2 separate regions of the Homo sapiens genome follow, and region 1 is linked to region 2. A link is a loop called in an ENCODE intact Hi-C map of the cell type or tissue named here. Cell type or tissue: heart left ventricle. All regions are shown on one strand. Each heading gives the region's core, and the rest is flanking DNA. Links, peaks and the distances in the headings are about the cores only.

Region 1 (7,750 bases), core at 878-5,877, 79 kb before region 2:
TGACTTATAGGGCCTAATTATAATACATTTAACTGTTAAGTCTCCATCCCGAAATGAACATGGGTCCTATGTTACATACCTGTTTGTTCAATTCACATGTGTCATGACCACCTTCATAAATATTCTTTTGTAACCTGTTAAATATATGTGTTTTTAGGCAACCTGTTTAGCATCAAGCATCTACCCCAACCCCTCCTCCTTCGAAGTAACAGTCTCTGGTCTTATCCAAAGACACATTTCCCTGCTTGTGGGATGGCCCCTTTGCAGGCTGTAACTCTTTATAAGAAACAAAGTCTCCTCTCCTTTTCCAAATTTATACATTGTAATTTTTTTTTTTTGGTTGACTACCATAATGATCCCCTCTATCACTTCTTACCACTGAAAAATTCCATATCATAGGCCAGGCACGGTGGCTTACACCTGTAATCCCAGCATTTTGGGAGGTCGAGGTGGGCGGATCACGAGGTCAGGAGATCGAGACCATCCTGGCTAACACGGTGAAACCCCGTCTCTACTAAAAATACAAAAAATTAGCTGGGCATGGTGGCGGGCGCCTGTAGTCCCAGCTACTCCAGAGGCTGAGGCAGGAGAATGGCATGAACCTGGGAGGTGGAGCTTGCAGTGAGCCGAGATCGTACCACTGCACCCCAGCCTGGGTGACAGAGCAAGACTCCGTCTCAAAAAATAAATAAATAAAATAAAAATTCCACACTATAGGCTTTTATGTATTTATTTATTTTTATTTATTTTGAGATACTCTCACTCCATCACCCAGGCTGCAGTGCACTGGCACAATCTCAGCTCACTGATCCATCTCTTGGGTTCAAGTGATTCTCTTGCTTCAGCCTCCCTAGTGGCTGGAATTACAGGCATGCACCACCACACTCAGCTAATTTTTGTAGTTTTAGTAGAGACGAGGTTTCGCCATGTTGGCCAGGCTGGTCTCAAACTGCTGGCCTCAAGTGATCCACCCGCCTTGGCCTCCCAAACTGTTGGTATGACAGGCGTGAGCCACCGTGCTCGGCCATATAGGCCTTTATTTAAAAAAAAAAAAACTGTCACTTGAGGTCAGGAGTTCAAGACCAGCCTGGCCAATATGGTGAAACCCCATCTCCACTGAAAAAAATATATATGTACAAAAATTAGCTGGGTGTGGTGGCACATGCTTGTAATCCCAGCTACTTGGGAGGCCGAGGAAGGAGAATCACTTGAATCTGGGAGGTGGAGGTTGCAGTAAGCTGAGATTGTACCACTGCACTCCAGCCTGGGCAGCAGAGACTCCATCTTAAAAACAGATAAATAAATAAATAAAATAAATACAAAATAAAAAATAAAATCCTTCATTTGTAGAGTTTGCTGATTTCTGTGGTGTAAAATACTCCTACCATGGCTGGTATAAAGCTCCCAAAAACAACTCCCAAATATTTAATAAGCAGCTCTTATTTAGTAATCAGCTCCTGCCCACCAATGCACACCAGTTCTAGCATACCACTCACTGGTCCTATCTATCCCCCTCTCAGGCTCCATAAAGGAATGACCCTGGTCTCAGAGCCTTAAGATTCCATTTTCCTTTGCTGGGGAGAAGGAAGGCTGCCTGCACTGAGCACTCACTGCGTGCCAGGAATGAGGCTGCTGCATCCCAACCTGGGACCTCTTTGAATATTTACAACAACCCGTCAGTGAAGGTATTATGATCTCCACTTAATAGATGAGGAAACTGAGGCTCAAAAAAGTAGCATAGGCCAGGCACGGTGGCTCACACCTCTAATCTCAGCACTTTGGGAGACCGAGGCGGGTGGATCGCCTGAGGCCAGGAGTTTGAGACCAGCCTGGCCAACATGGCAAAACCCCGTCCCTATTAAAAATACAACAATTAGCTGGACACGGTGGCGGGTGCCTGTAATCCCAGCTACTTGCGAAGCTGAGGCAGGAGAACAACTTGAACCTGGGAAGCGGAGGTTGCCATGAGCCGAGGTTTTGCCACTGCCCTCCAGTCTGGGCAACAGAGTGAGACTCCATCAAAAATAAATAAATAAATAAATAATAAAAATTAAAAAGTGACTTTGACTGGGCGTGGTGGCTCACACCTGTAATCCCAGCACTTTGGGAGGAGGCTGAGGTGGGAGAATTGCTTGAGCCCAGGGGTTTGAGACCAGCCTGGGCAACATAATGAGGCCCCATCTCTACGAAAAACATAAAAATCAGCCAGGCATGGGGGTGCACACCTATAGTTCCTGCTACTCGGGAGGCTGAGGTGGAAGGATTGCTTGAGCCCAGGAGGTAGAGGCTGCAGTGAGCTGTGATCATGCCACTGCACTCCAGCCTCGGTGACAGAACAAGACCTTGTCTCAGAAAAATACCACAAAGAACAACAACAGCAAAGTAATGTCTGCTAGCCAAGGTGGCCCAGAAAGTAAATGTCAGAGTCAGGACTCGAGGCCAGGTCTGTCTGATAAGACCCTTTGCACTGAAGCACTCTGCCTCAGGAGATCTAGGGCTGATACAAGCAAGTTTTGTCTTCTTTCTGAACCTCGATTTCCCCATCCATAGGGAAAAGAATTGGACAAATTAATTTCTAAAGATCCTTTTGGGCCTAGTGAGCCATAATTTTAAGACTGCAAGAGTGTAGTGAAGTGGGGACGGGCTTACATCAATGGAATGAATAAAATCCCCAAGGGAAGAATTTCACTAGTTAACCAGGGAGAAGGGTGCAGGAGTGGCGATGCTTCCAACTGTACGTGGCCATATACACTTGGGAGGTGATGTGATACTGTGAAACCAGCCTGGGTTTGAACCTCTACTTCATGGCTGTGTGGCCAGGATTCTTTTTTTTTTTTTTTTTTTGAGACGGAGTCTTGCTCTGTCGCCCAGGCCGGAGTGCAATGGCACGATCTTGGCTCATTGCAACCTCCGCCTCCCGGGTTCAAGGGATTCTCCTGCCTCAGCCTCCTGAGTAGCTGGGATTACAGACGCCCGCCATCACTCCCAGCTAATTTTGTATTTTTAGTAGAGACAGGGTTTCACCATGTTGGCCAGGCTGGTCTCAAACTCCCTACCTCAGGTGATCAGGGCCTGAGAGGGGGATAGATAGGACCAGTGGTATGCTAGAGCTGGGGTACATTGGCTGGCAGGAGCTGATTATTAAATAAGAGCTGCTTATTAAATATTTGGGAGTTGCAAGGCAGTTGTTGGGAGCCATTACTTAATCCTAGTTCACCTCTCTGTTTTTGGTTCTGCTAGTAGTCTGCCCTATTGTTCTAGAAGCCTAAAGGGACAGTAAAGGGTCCCAGTATGAAAACCTTTGTACCTGGTGTATGTGACAAAAGATCTTCCACCTTTACAAACTATCGTGCCATCTTTCCTTTTCCATCTCCCTAAGTGGGTTTGGCAAGAGCCAGTGCTTTTTGCTCCCTGGTCTAGAAGTCCCATAAGCTGAAAGGGGAGGGGGAGGCCTGCGGTTTCTCTTTTCAGCAAAGGCAGAAGTCAAGCCCCTCACTCTCCCCCTCACCGTCTGGGCCCTTCTCCCTCTGGCCTGCACCGGCTGGTTGGTCATCTCAGGTTTCTGGAAGCCTGTGTTCCCAGAGGAGGCATTAAAGTTGGAGGAATGCAGGCCCTGTGAGTGACGCGTTAAGGAGGCTGTGCAGAGAAGCAGTCTGGGGGAGAACCCCCCCCAACTCCGCCAGCTGCGTCCCAGCCCTCACCGGAGAGGAAGAGAAAGGAAGCGGAAAGGAAACTGATCCAGCAGGCTCTCAGAGGACTTCCTGCATTCGTGTGTGGGAGGGGTGGGAGGCAGGAGGGCTTAGACCATCTGGAGGAGTATGAAGGCAGCGGTTCCTCTGGGGGCTTGAAGCAACCGTGGACCAGGGTCCCAGAGCAAAGGCGCTTGCTGGTTAAGATGGCAGGGGATGAACGTTTACTAAGCAGCTACTGCCTTCTAGGCATCGGAAAAGCGCCTTTACTTTCCTAACCCAACTCTAAGAGTGCCTTCCTGCTCCCAGCCGAAGACCAGTCTCTGCAGGAAGTTATAACCAAGAAAAAAGTGAAGCAGCCAACCAGCGTGCAGAGGCATAAGGTTACAAAACGTATCCAGCCCCAATCCAGCTCCCAAACTGCTGCAAAGCAAAGCTGCTCTTTCCTGAAGTTCACCTGGGACCCAGAAGAGGGGAGCGAATCGGTACCTCCCGCAGAAAAGCCTCCCAAAGCCTGCTTGGGCACCACACCCTCTCTCCAAAGATTGCGCCTCCTGGCACCTGCTCACATCCCTCCTCAATCGTGTCCCGCTTCCGCCTCTCCATTTCAATTTCTGAATCTCCACTCATCACCAGGGGCATCATAAACTCTGGTTTCCTTAGGACAGCCCAGGTTTATGGCTGTTTATTACTAACGGTGCCCCCTTTCATGCTCAAAGTGTCCTGGGAGAACAATCAATGATACAGCCTTCCTCCTCACTCACCACTGACCTGCAGCTTCTGCAAAAGTCCGGCTGCTGAGAGATTCTGCAAGCAGAGGGCACCTCATAGGAGGTGAGGGCGGAAGCAAGGCTCTCTACCACCTCCTTTTACTATTTTGTCTCCAGTCCCCAGAGTTTTTTCTTTTTCTTTTCTTTCTTTTTTATTTTTTTTTATTTTTTATTTTCGAGAGGCGTTTCACTCTTGTCACACAGGCTGAAGTGCAATGGCACGATCTCGGCTCACTGCAGCCTCCGCCTCCTGGGTTCAAGTGATTCTCCTGGTTCAGCCTCCTGAGTAGCTGAGATTACAGACATGCACCACCATGCCCAGCTAATTTTTGTATTTTTAGTAGAGACGGGGTTTCGCCGTGTTGCCCACGCTGGTCTTGGACTCCTGACCTCAGGTGATCCACCCACCTCGGCCTCCCAAAGTGCTGGGATTACAGGCGCGAGTCACTGTGCCCAGCTGCCCCCCCCCACCAGAGTTTTTCATTTATTCCATTCAACGCTAATCTCACCAATCAATTCCTTGTTTTGTAGATGGGGAAATAAAGGCCCAGAGCTTAGCACTTGGTCCAAGTCAAACACCCAGTCCATTTCCAAAGCAGAGATTCAAACTCAGCTCTGCCTGAATCTGAAGCCCTCACATTCTCCATGATGCCAGGTCAGGGAGGCTGGCAGAACAGGATCAGCCTGGGACATCTTCCATTTCCAAGGAAGCAATCAACAGGGTCCCCATGCCCAGAGGGGTCTGTGCCTTGCTCAAGGTCACAGCTCATCAGCAGCAGAGCTGGTGCTAGAACTTGACCCTTAAAACATCCCTGAGTTTTTCCTGAGCTAACAGGAGGCCTCAGTGCCACTCTAGGGGGAGGACTCAAAGCCAGGGAAGCTCAGGGAAGCTCAGGTCACCAGTGTCTCCACCTCCCACTGATTTGATCCCACTCATACATCTGAGCATTGGCCTCAGTTTCCCCACTCAAAAGGCTCTCTAGAGCCCCTTGGCTGAGCCTCTCTTCCTGACCCACCTTGCCAGCCCCTCTCCCAAGAGAATGGAGCCTGAGCCTGGACCCCTAGTAAGAGCTCTGCCCCATGTAGATGTCGTGGACCTGGGAGAGGAGGCGTGTCCAGACCCTGAAAACTCTCACTGCAGTGCCTGTTCAACTGGGTCACCAGTGTGGAGTGCCACATCAGAGAAGTCCTAACCGTGTCTCCCAAATGTAGTGGCATTCGAGACCCTCTCTGCTCTCATGCCCCACCTTCCCCCAACACATCTTATGCTCCAGCCGTGGTTTTTCCTGTCACCAGGATTGAGCACGTAGTGCTCCCTTTGCCTGGGGTGCCCTTTCTTCCCACTTGTCGAAAGAACTCTTATTCATCCGCCAGCACCCCAATCAATGCCCCTTCCCAGGGCATTCATCATCAGCTGGTAGACACTGGTGGGTGCTGTGGATTGTTTACAGCCAGTGTCCTTTCTGATTGGTCAGTGACTGTGACAAACAGGTTATTAAAGATTTAAACTCTCGCCCCCAGTCTCTGTCCCTGTGGAGTCTTCCCTGACCCCAGGCAGGATCCTCCTTCCCTTTTGGGGCCCCTGTGTGTCCCTTTGCTGCAGCCCTATCCCACGTGTGGCTCTGCCTGCTTAGGCTCTGTCCTCCTCCCTAGACTTTGTGCTCCGGAAGGGCAGGGACCATAACTGGTCCATCATGGTAGCTCCCCAGGGCCAAGCCAGTGCCTAGGCCAGAGCACTAGCACTTTAGGCACAGGTTTTACTCCTTGGAAGGGGGCTTCTAGAAGCTAGAGGAATGCTGAGAAACCTCCTAACAGCTCCCACTCCCTGATGAGAGGTGTTTCCTGTGGACTGGCCCCTTCCATAGGATGATGGTTGATCCCACTTTACAGATGGAGAAACCAAGGTGCAGAGAAGTGAGGGACATTGGCCAAGGTCACACAGCAAGTAAGGGATGGAACCAGGATTTGAACCCAGGTGTGAATCTGAAGTTCCTCCTCTTCCCATGCAGTCTCTTTGAATCCCAGGCAGCTATTTTTGGGCAAGGAAGATCAGTCTTAGCTCAGGGGGCTTTCCCAGGGCCTCCAGTACCCCTGCTCAGGATAAGGATAGGGGAACGATGGCCACTGATTTCCTCCATCAACTCACAGGGGCCCAGGCCGGGAAGGCTGCACAGGATGGACTGACCCTTTTCTCTGATCCCCACTCCTCAGGCCTCTAAGCCAGTCTTGGCCTTTGGCTGTCCTTGGTGTAAATTCCAGATAGGGATACCAGGAAGCAGTTCTGCAAAAGATGTGGGACTTTCCAAGACAAACCAAAAAGAGAAGACAGGAATGTCCCTCCCACAGGGTCACATTAGCACTGCCCACTGAGAACATCCTCTCTAGCCCTGTTACCCCCCACATGCCTGGCTCTTGGTTGCTCTCAGGGGGACTTCACAGTGGCTTGGTGGAGTCAGCCTCAAGACTTGAGCCATGAGATTTGGGTTCCAATCCTAGCCCCAGGGCTTGACTTGCCTGTGGCCTTGGTCAGCCACTTTACCTTGTTGGTAATTGCAGGCTTTGCCTGTGAGTGAAGGGATTGCTGGGGAAATTAAATGGAATAATAAGTACCAAGTGCCAAGTGCGTGACACAGGGTTAATGTTCCCTCCATACATGGGGATCGAGTGACACTCTAGAACATCTCTGGTCCTCCTCCCCTTCCCTGCCAATCTTGGTAACCTACAAATTCCCCAGGGAAGAATACCAAGTCTTCTTGCTTTAACGTGATCTGGTCTGACCTTCAGTCTCTGTGGGCGGGGAAAACACAGTTTCCCCTTTTCTCTGTAGTCTGGAGCCTGCCCTCTACAAGCCCACGTGGGAGGCCCTGGGCTTCTCTTAGATGAGATTATTGCGCAGGAGAAAGTCCCTGTACCCTTAAAACCATAGAAACTTGAGTCCTGCCACCTTCACCTCTATGCGGTTTGGACTCACACTTTTCAGAACTTGGTTGAGCTGCAAACCCAATCTATAAAAATTCCAATTTATTCAACACAAAGGCACACCAAAGGATTCACTGCTGGCTTCTTTTCAATAGTCAGCTCCCTTGCGTGTATTGTAAATGGGTCTCCTTTTATAGAACTTCAAATTCTGGACAACTTCTTAGATGCCTCTGTAGGGCCAACTAAGGTATAGTCTACCTGAAGTCCAGCCACATTCCAGCAGCCACCTGAGCAGACGTTTCAAATGGAAGCTTCTACCCTCAGCTCTACAGATCACAAAGCCAGCTCACACCTGGAACCACACTTGTGACT
Region 2 (7,750 bases), core at 1,554-6,553:
ATCCAATTAAATGTAAAAGCTTCTGCACATCAAAATAAACTATCAACAGAGTAAACAGACAGTGTACAGAATAGGAGAAAATATTTGCAAACTAAGCATCTGACAAAGTTCTAATATCCAGCATCTGTAAGGAACTTAAACAAATTTACAAGAAAAAGAAAACATTAAAAAGTGGGCAAAGAACATGAATAGACACCTTTCTAAAGAAGACATACATGTAGTCAACAAGAATATGAAAAAAGCTAAATATCACTGATCATTAGAGAAATGCAAATCAAAACAACAGTGAGACACCATCTCACACCAGTCAGAGTGACTATTATTAAAAAGTCAAAAAATAACATGCTGGTGAGGTTGTGGAGAAAAGGGAACGCTTATACACTGTTGGTGGGAGTGTAAATTAGTTCAACCATTGTGGAAAGCAGTGTGGCAATTCCTCAAAGACCTAAAAACAGAACTACCATTCAACCGAGCAATCACATTACTGGGTATATACCCAGAGATATAAGTCATTCTACCATAAAGACACGCACATGAATGTTCATTGCAACACCGTTCACAATAGCAAAGGCATGAAATCAACCTAAATGCCCATCAATGACAGACTGGAGAAAGAAAATGTGGTACATAGGCAACATGGAATACTATGCAGCCATTAAAAAATAACAGGATCTGTCTTTTGTGGGAATATGGATGGAGTTGGAGACCATGATCCTTAGCAAACTAACACAGGAACAGAAAACCAATACAGCGTGTTCTCACTTATAAGTGGGAGCTAAATGACGAGAACTCATGAACACAAGGGAACAACACACACTGCGGTCTACTTAAGGGTGGAGGGTAGGAGGAGGGAGAGGAGCAGAAAAAATAACTACCGGGTACTAGGCTTAGTATCTGGGTGACAAATAATCTGTACAACAAACCCCCTGTGACACCTATATAACATGTACCCCTAAACCTAAAATAAAAGTTAAAAAAAAAAAAAAGGAATAGGGACCAGTTTCCAACTCATTTTGTGAAGACAGCAAGGAAAACTTCAAACTAATATCGTTCATGAACATAGCTGCAAAAATCTTCCATGAAATACTAGAAAATCAAATCCAACAATATATAAACAGAAGTGTGGCTTAGTGGGATTTCTCATGGAAACACAAGGTCAGTTTAACATTTATAAAGCAATCAATTTAATTTACTAAATTAAAAGACAAAGGAAGAAAAAAACACGATGATTTCATTATATGAATAAATGTTTTAAAATAAAATTCAGCATCTATTTAGGATTAAAAAATCTCTCAGCAAACTAACAGAAGTTCCTCAACCTGGCAAACGGCATCAACAAGGCTCTTACAAGTAACATTGTATTTAATGGCGAAAGACTGAATACTTCCAGGCTAAGGTGAAGAACAAGGCAAGGATGTCAACCACTGCCCCCCTACAAGGCAAGGATGTCAACTACTGCTGCTCCTATTCAATGTTGTTTGTGAAGTCCCAGACGGTGCAATGAGGCAAGAAAGAGAAATAAAAGACACACAGTTTGGAAAGTAAGAAATACAACTCCATTCAGAGAGGACATGATTGTCTAGCAGAAAAATCTCAAAGAATCTAACAAAAGATACAAGAACTAAAGTGAATGAAGTTATGAAGTTTTCAGGATACAATGTAATACATTAAAATCAATTGTGTTTCAGTATAATAGCAATGAACAATTGTAAATCAAAATAAAATGTACCAATTACAATGGTATCGGCAAACGTAAAATGCTTTGGTATAAATCTAACAAAATATGTGCAAGATATGTGTTCTGAAAACTACAGAACACTGATGAAAGAAATCAAAGAAAACGTGTATAAATGGAGAGGTATACATTATTCATATATTGAAAAATTCAATATATTTAAGATGTCAATTCTCCTTAAACTGATCTATAGACTCAACACTATTCTAACTGAAATCTCAACAGAATGAGCTGATTGAAAATGTTAAGTGGAAAGGCAACAGAACTTGGATACCCAAAGTAATTTTGGAAAAAAAAGTAAAATTGAAAGACTCATATTACCTGGTTTCAAGACTTGGGATCAGTCATATCCCAAACCTCAGCATCATGCAATATATTCGGGTAACAAACTAACACAAGTACCCCTGAATCTAAAATAAAAGTTGAAATTATTTTTTAAAAAAGATTCATTATAAAACTCCGGTAGTCAAAACAGTTGGTGTTAGAGGAATGATAGATACAAAGAGCAATGGAACAGAGTAGAGTTCTGAAATAGACCTACCTATACATGGTCAGTTGATTTTCAACAAATATGCAAGGCAGTTAAACTCAGAAAGGATAGTCTTTTCAATAAACAGTACTGAAACAATTGCATATCCATATGGAAAAAAATGAACCTCCATCCATACTGTTCACCATACTCAAAATGAATCATAGGTGTAAGTGTAAAACCTAATACTATAAAACTTCTAGAAGAAAACTATGCAGAAATCTTTGTTACCTTGGATGAGCAAAGTTCTCTCAGCTATGACACCAAAAGCATGATCCATGAGAGAAACAAAAAACGAAAAATTGAACTTCACCAAAATTAAGAACTCCTCCTTTTTTAAAGACACTATTGGTTTGTTTGTTTGTTTGTTTGTTTGTTGTTTTTTGAGGCAGGGTCTCACTCTGTAGCCCAGGCTGGAGTGCAGTAGCAAGATCTCGGCTCACTGCGACCTCTGCCTCCCAGGTTCAAGCAGCCCTCCTGCCTCAGCCTCCCTAGTAGCTGGGACTACAGGTGTGTGCCACCACGCCTGGCTAATTTTTGTAGTTTTAGTAGAGACAGGATTTCCACATGTTGGCCAGGCTTGTCTTGAACTCCTGACCTCAGGTAATCCACCCACCTTGGCCTCCCAAAGTGTTGGGATTACAGGCTTGAGCCACCATGCCTGGCCTAAAGACACTATTGAAAGAATGAAAAGACAACCACAGACTGAGAAAAAATATTTTCAGCTTGTATATCTTACAAAGGATTTGTATCCAGGATAAGAAGGAACTCCCAAAGTTTAATAATGAGAAAACACACAACCTAATAAAAATATGGTCTCAAGATTTGAATAAATGGGAGATAATATACCAAACAAATTGTTTCAGCTCTTTATTGCTGAGTACCAAATAACTCCCAAACACGTAGTAGTGGAAAACAGTAACGATTTCTTATTTCTCAGTACTGTATGGGTCAAGATTTCTGTCAGGGCTGGGCTGGGCTGGGCTGTCCTTCTGCTCCATGTGGACTCATCTGGTGACCCTCACATGGTTGTATTCAGTATGTGGCTGGGCTGGAAGGTCCAAGAAGCTTTACTTACATTTGGCACCTGCTCCAATATGAAGGCTCTCTCCACACCATGTCCCATCACTCAGTCTTGCGTGAATGTCTGTACTTCGTGGCAGTAGTGTTGCCAAAGCACGATGTTGAAAACTCCTGGAACTGCTTAAGGGCTAGGCAAGGAATTGGCACCGTGTCACTTCTGCTACATTCTGTAAGCCAAAGCAAGTCACGAGGCCAGCCTGGATTTCAGGTCAAGGGAATTAGACTCCACTTCTGCAGGCAGATGCACTTATAGGGACAAGAAGAATTGTTGGCAACCATATTTGGAAACTCTACCACACAAATGATAACAATCAGAAGGTAGTATTTGTACAAACGTAGAAAAATTAATTTGGGTAAAACTTATTAAAGGAGAAAATATGACAAACCACCAGAAAAATAAAACAACTGAATTATGTAATTTTACCATGACTTAAAAATACACAAAGCAAATACTGATTGAAAAGAAATGAGAAATAAATAAATCCCCAAAATGATGGTATGTTTTAGTATCCACCTCTCTCAGAAATGACATAAAAAATAAATAAATTGAAAATAAGTAAATAAGGATACAGGGAGTTGAATGGCACACTAAACAAGTTTAATTTATAAGACAGATGATAGATGTAATTTTCTACCCATGAAACAGAAAATAGATACTCTTTTCAACCATCCATGAAACAAAATGCTGACTGTATTATCCCTTAAAATAAATCTTAACACATATCATAAATTATATAGGTCACTTCCTCTGAGTTTGATGAGATGGAAGTAGAAATAAACAACATCAAAATTAACTCTTAGTCCAGAAATTTTTTTAAACTGAAACTGTTGAGAAAATAGCAATATTTAGAAATGAGTGGTAGCATTCCACATCCAGCAAAGTCTGAATAGCTTGTTTTGGATCAGCCCTCCCACTGAGAAAAAACAACCAGAAAATCTGGATTAAAAACTACGTTTGAAGGCATTGGAGAGCTACCAAGATAGTGTAAGTTTAGGGCCAAGATCTGGAGTGGGAGAAAATATAAGATAGGTGAGCCCAGTATTTGGCAGCAAATTTCCACTCAAGGGACTTGCTAATTTAAAAATTGAAGTAACAGTTTGGAGGCCAAGAAGCTGAGCAGAAATTTCAGCAGTCTCAGAGGCTAGGGGACAAAAATTGGAGTTGAGGATCTGTGAAAGATGGGGAACCAGGTAAACATTCCCAGCTTCCTTTGAATGAACCCTGGAAATAGATCAGCCCTCACAAGGATGAAGTCCAACTTTGAATCATCTCAATTCCTCCCCAATTGGAATAAGATGAGCTGCCTCTAGCTTATCCGTCTGCCAAAAGCAAAAGAACATCCTCTCTGGAGAAAGATCACATCATCCACAGCTTCAAATTATTTCTATAATTTTTTCATACACAATGCCCAGCACTCAATCAATAAAAACCAGGTCCACAAAAGACAAGCTTTGATTGAAAACCAAGAGAATAAAAAGCAGGTAAAAATAGGTTCGACTTTTGCCAAGAGCTGAGTAGTTTGAATCTCTATCAAACCAATCCTGCCTCAGATGACAACCATAGACTCTTGCAAAATATAGTAAACAAATATCTGAAAGCCACAGAGAGCAACCAACAAGCAGGCAGAAACTGAAGGGAAAAGACATTTGAAAGAAGGGAGAGGCACCGGGTGATCTGCATATTTCAACAGCTCTTTGCACAAAAGAAAAGAAAAGCATAATCTGCCCTCTGTGGAGTTACTAAAACTTGGATAGAAAATCCAGTCTTGGCCGGTTACAGTGGCTCATGCCTGTAATCCCAGCACTTTGGGAGGCCAAGGTGGGCAGATCACTTGAGGTTAGGAGTTCGAGACCAGCCTGGCCAACATGGTGAAACCCTGTCACTAATAAAAATACAAAAATTTAGCCAGGCATGGTGGCACACGCCTGTAATCCCAGCTACTCAGAAGGCTGAGGCAGGAGAACTGCTTGAACCCAGGAGGCAGAGGTTGCAGTAAGCTGAGATCGTGCCATTGTACTCCAGCCTGGGCAACAGAGTAAGACTCCATCTCAAAAAAAAATAAAAAGAAAGAAAAAAAGAAAAAAGAAAATCCAGTCTTATTCACATAAGAATCAAAAGACAGAGTTTCCACTGTAGCTGGAAATTGAGGGAGTAACTCCCAGAAAGGAGAGAACTAGGTAAGGGGAGCCCCAAATTCTATGTGTAAACTATGCCCAAGTCTCTGGATGCCTCCTGAACCAGCATCCACTGGGCAGGTTCCAAACAATGCATCCAAGACTAAAATAACTGAGCTGACATTTCAGCTGCCACCCACCACAGAGGAGACAGAATTTACAGTTTGGGTTCAGCCAAGGCAATTGTTTATTTAAAAAAATACAAAACAACAAAAACAGCACTTTTAAGAGACACATACTAGAATCCAAAGTTTCTACAGCTTATCACTCACAAAGTCCAGGATATAATCCCAAGCTACTTGGTACATAAGAAAAAAGAAAACATGACCCATTCTAGAAGAAAAAATAATTCATGGAGAATGCCCTTAAGATGACCCAGATGTTGGAATCAGCAGAAAAGTGTTTTAAGACAGCTATTTTAACTATGCTCCATATCATAAAGGAAAATACACTTATAATGAATAAAATGTAGGAAATAGGCTGGGTGCAGTGGCTCATGCCTCTAATCCCAACACTTTGGGAGTCCATGGCAGGTGGATGACTTGAGACCAGGGGCTCAAGACCAGCCTTCCAACATGGTGAAACCCCATCTCTACTAAAAATACAAAAATTAGCTGAGTGCGATGGTGCACACCGGTAGCACAGCTACTTGGGAGGCTGAAGCATGAGAATCGCTTGAACCTGGGAGGCAGAGGTTGCAGTGAGCCGAGATCACACCACTGCACTCCACACTCCAGCCTGGGTGATAGAGCAAAACTCAAAAAAAAAAAAAAGAAAAAGAAAAGAAAAAAAGAACGAAATAGAAGTTGTATAACTGAAAAATACAATATCTGAAGTAAAAAATGTACTGGGAACTTATTGAAGATGAGCGAAAAGGAGAAAAGTCAGTGAATTTGAAGATAAATCAATGGGAATTATCCAGGCTGAAGAACAGAGCCTCAGGTACCCAAGACATCATATCAGAAAGATTAACATCCATGTAAATGGAATACCAGAAGGAGAGGGGTAGGATGAGAGCAGAAAACATATGTGAAGAAATAATGGTTCCAGGTGTGGTGGTTCATGCCAATAAGCCCAGCACTTTGGGAGGTCAAGAAAGGAGGATCACTTGAGCCCAGGAATTCAAGACCAGCCTGGGCAACATGGCAAGACCCCATCACCATCAATCAACCAATAAATAAAAATTAGCTGGATGTGGTTGTGCATGCCTGTGGTCCCAGCTACTCAGGAGGCTGAGGCAGGAGGATTGCTTGAGCTCAGGAGGTCAAGGTTGTAATGAGCCTTGTTTGCACCACTGCATTCCATCCTGGGCAACCGAGCAAGACCCTGTCTCAAACAAAAAAAGAAAGAAAGAATGGTTTAAAGTGTACCAAATTTTTTTGAAAAACAAATTTACAGATTCAAGGACCTCAGTAAATACCAAGCAAAATGAATACAATAAACTACTCTCAAGCACATCATTATCAACCTCTTGAGAACCAAAAGTAAAGAGAAAATCTTAAAAGGAGCAAGAAAAACTAATATATTACATATAAGGGAACAATTATTTTAATGACCACTGAATTTTTTTTTTTTTTTTGAGGCGGAGTCTTGCTCTGTCACCCAGGCTGGAGTGCAGTGGTGCAATCTCGGCTCACTGCAAGCTCCGCCTCCCGGGTTCACTCCATTCTCCTGCCTCAGCCTCCCGAGTAGCTGGGATTATAGGCGCCCACCACCACGCCCGGCCAGTTTTTTGTTTGTTTGTTTGTTTTTTGGTATTTTTAGTAGAGACGGGGTTTCACCGTGTTGGCCAGACTGGTCTCAGACTCTTGACCTCATGATCTGCCTGCCTCGACCTCCCAAAGTGCTGGGATTACAGCTGTGAGCCACTGCACCTGGCCACTGAATTCTTATTAAAGACTATGGAGGTCAAAAATGCTTTAAAAATTTGCTTAAAGAAAAAATGTTTTAGGCTGGGCACAGTGGCTCACACCTGTAATCCAAACACTTTGGGGGGCTGAGGTGGGCGGTTCACTTGAGGCTAGGAGTTCGAGACCAGCCTGGCCAACATGGTGAAACCCAGTCTCTACTCGAAATACAAAAATTAGCTGGGCTTGGCAGCGGGCACCTGTAATCCCAGCTACTTGGGAGGCTGAGGCAGAAGAATCACTTGAACCTGGGAGGCAGAGGTTTCAGTGAGCCGAGATCACACCACTTCACTCCAGCCTGGGTGAGAGAGGGAGACTCTG

Evidence for each region. Peaks named below come from ENCODE experiments on the same cell type or tissue, not always from the same donor. Only the 100,000 strongest peaks of a DNase experiment are listed, where the experiment ranks them.
Region 1: it touches region 2 in a loop (1.9-fold over the local background); 1 of 110 quality-filtered maps calls a loop at or near these places.

What each region holds. Positions count from the first base shown.
Region 1 is chr9:124,238,954-124,246,703 of GRCh38, reverse strand. No RefSeq gene overlaps it. Among named protein-coding and RNA genes, the nearest start is that of NEK6, 15 kb to the left of the region's middle. RefSeq lists enhancers at 3,152-3,668, 3,669-4,185, 6,751-6,800, 6,931-6,980. In heart left ventricle, for the core only: no CTCF peak of the experiment used is centred there; a DNase peak (open chromatin) is centred at 3,683; H3K4me3 peaks cover 787 bases; H3K27ac peaks cover 527 bases.
Region 2 is chr9:124,160,711-124,168,460 of GRCh38, reverse strand. No RefSeq gene overlaps it. Among named protein-coding and RNA genes, the nearest start is that of NEK6, 93 kb to the left of the region's middle. In heart left ventricle, for the core only: no CTCF peak of the experiment used is centred there; no DNase peak of the experiment used is centred there.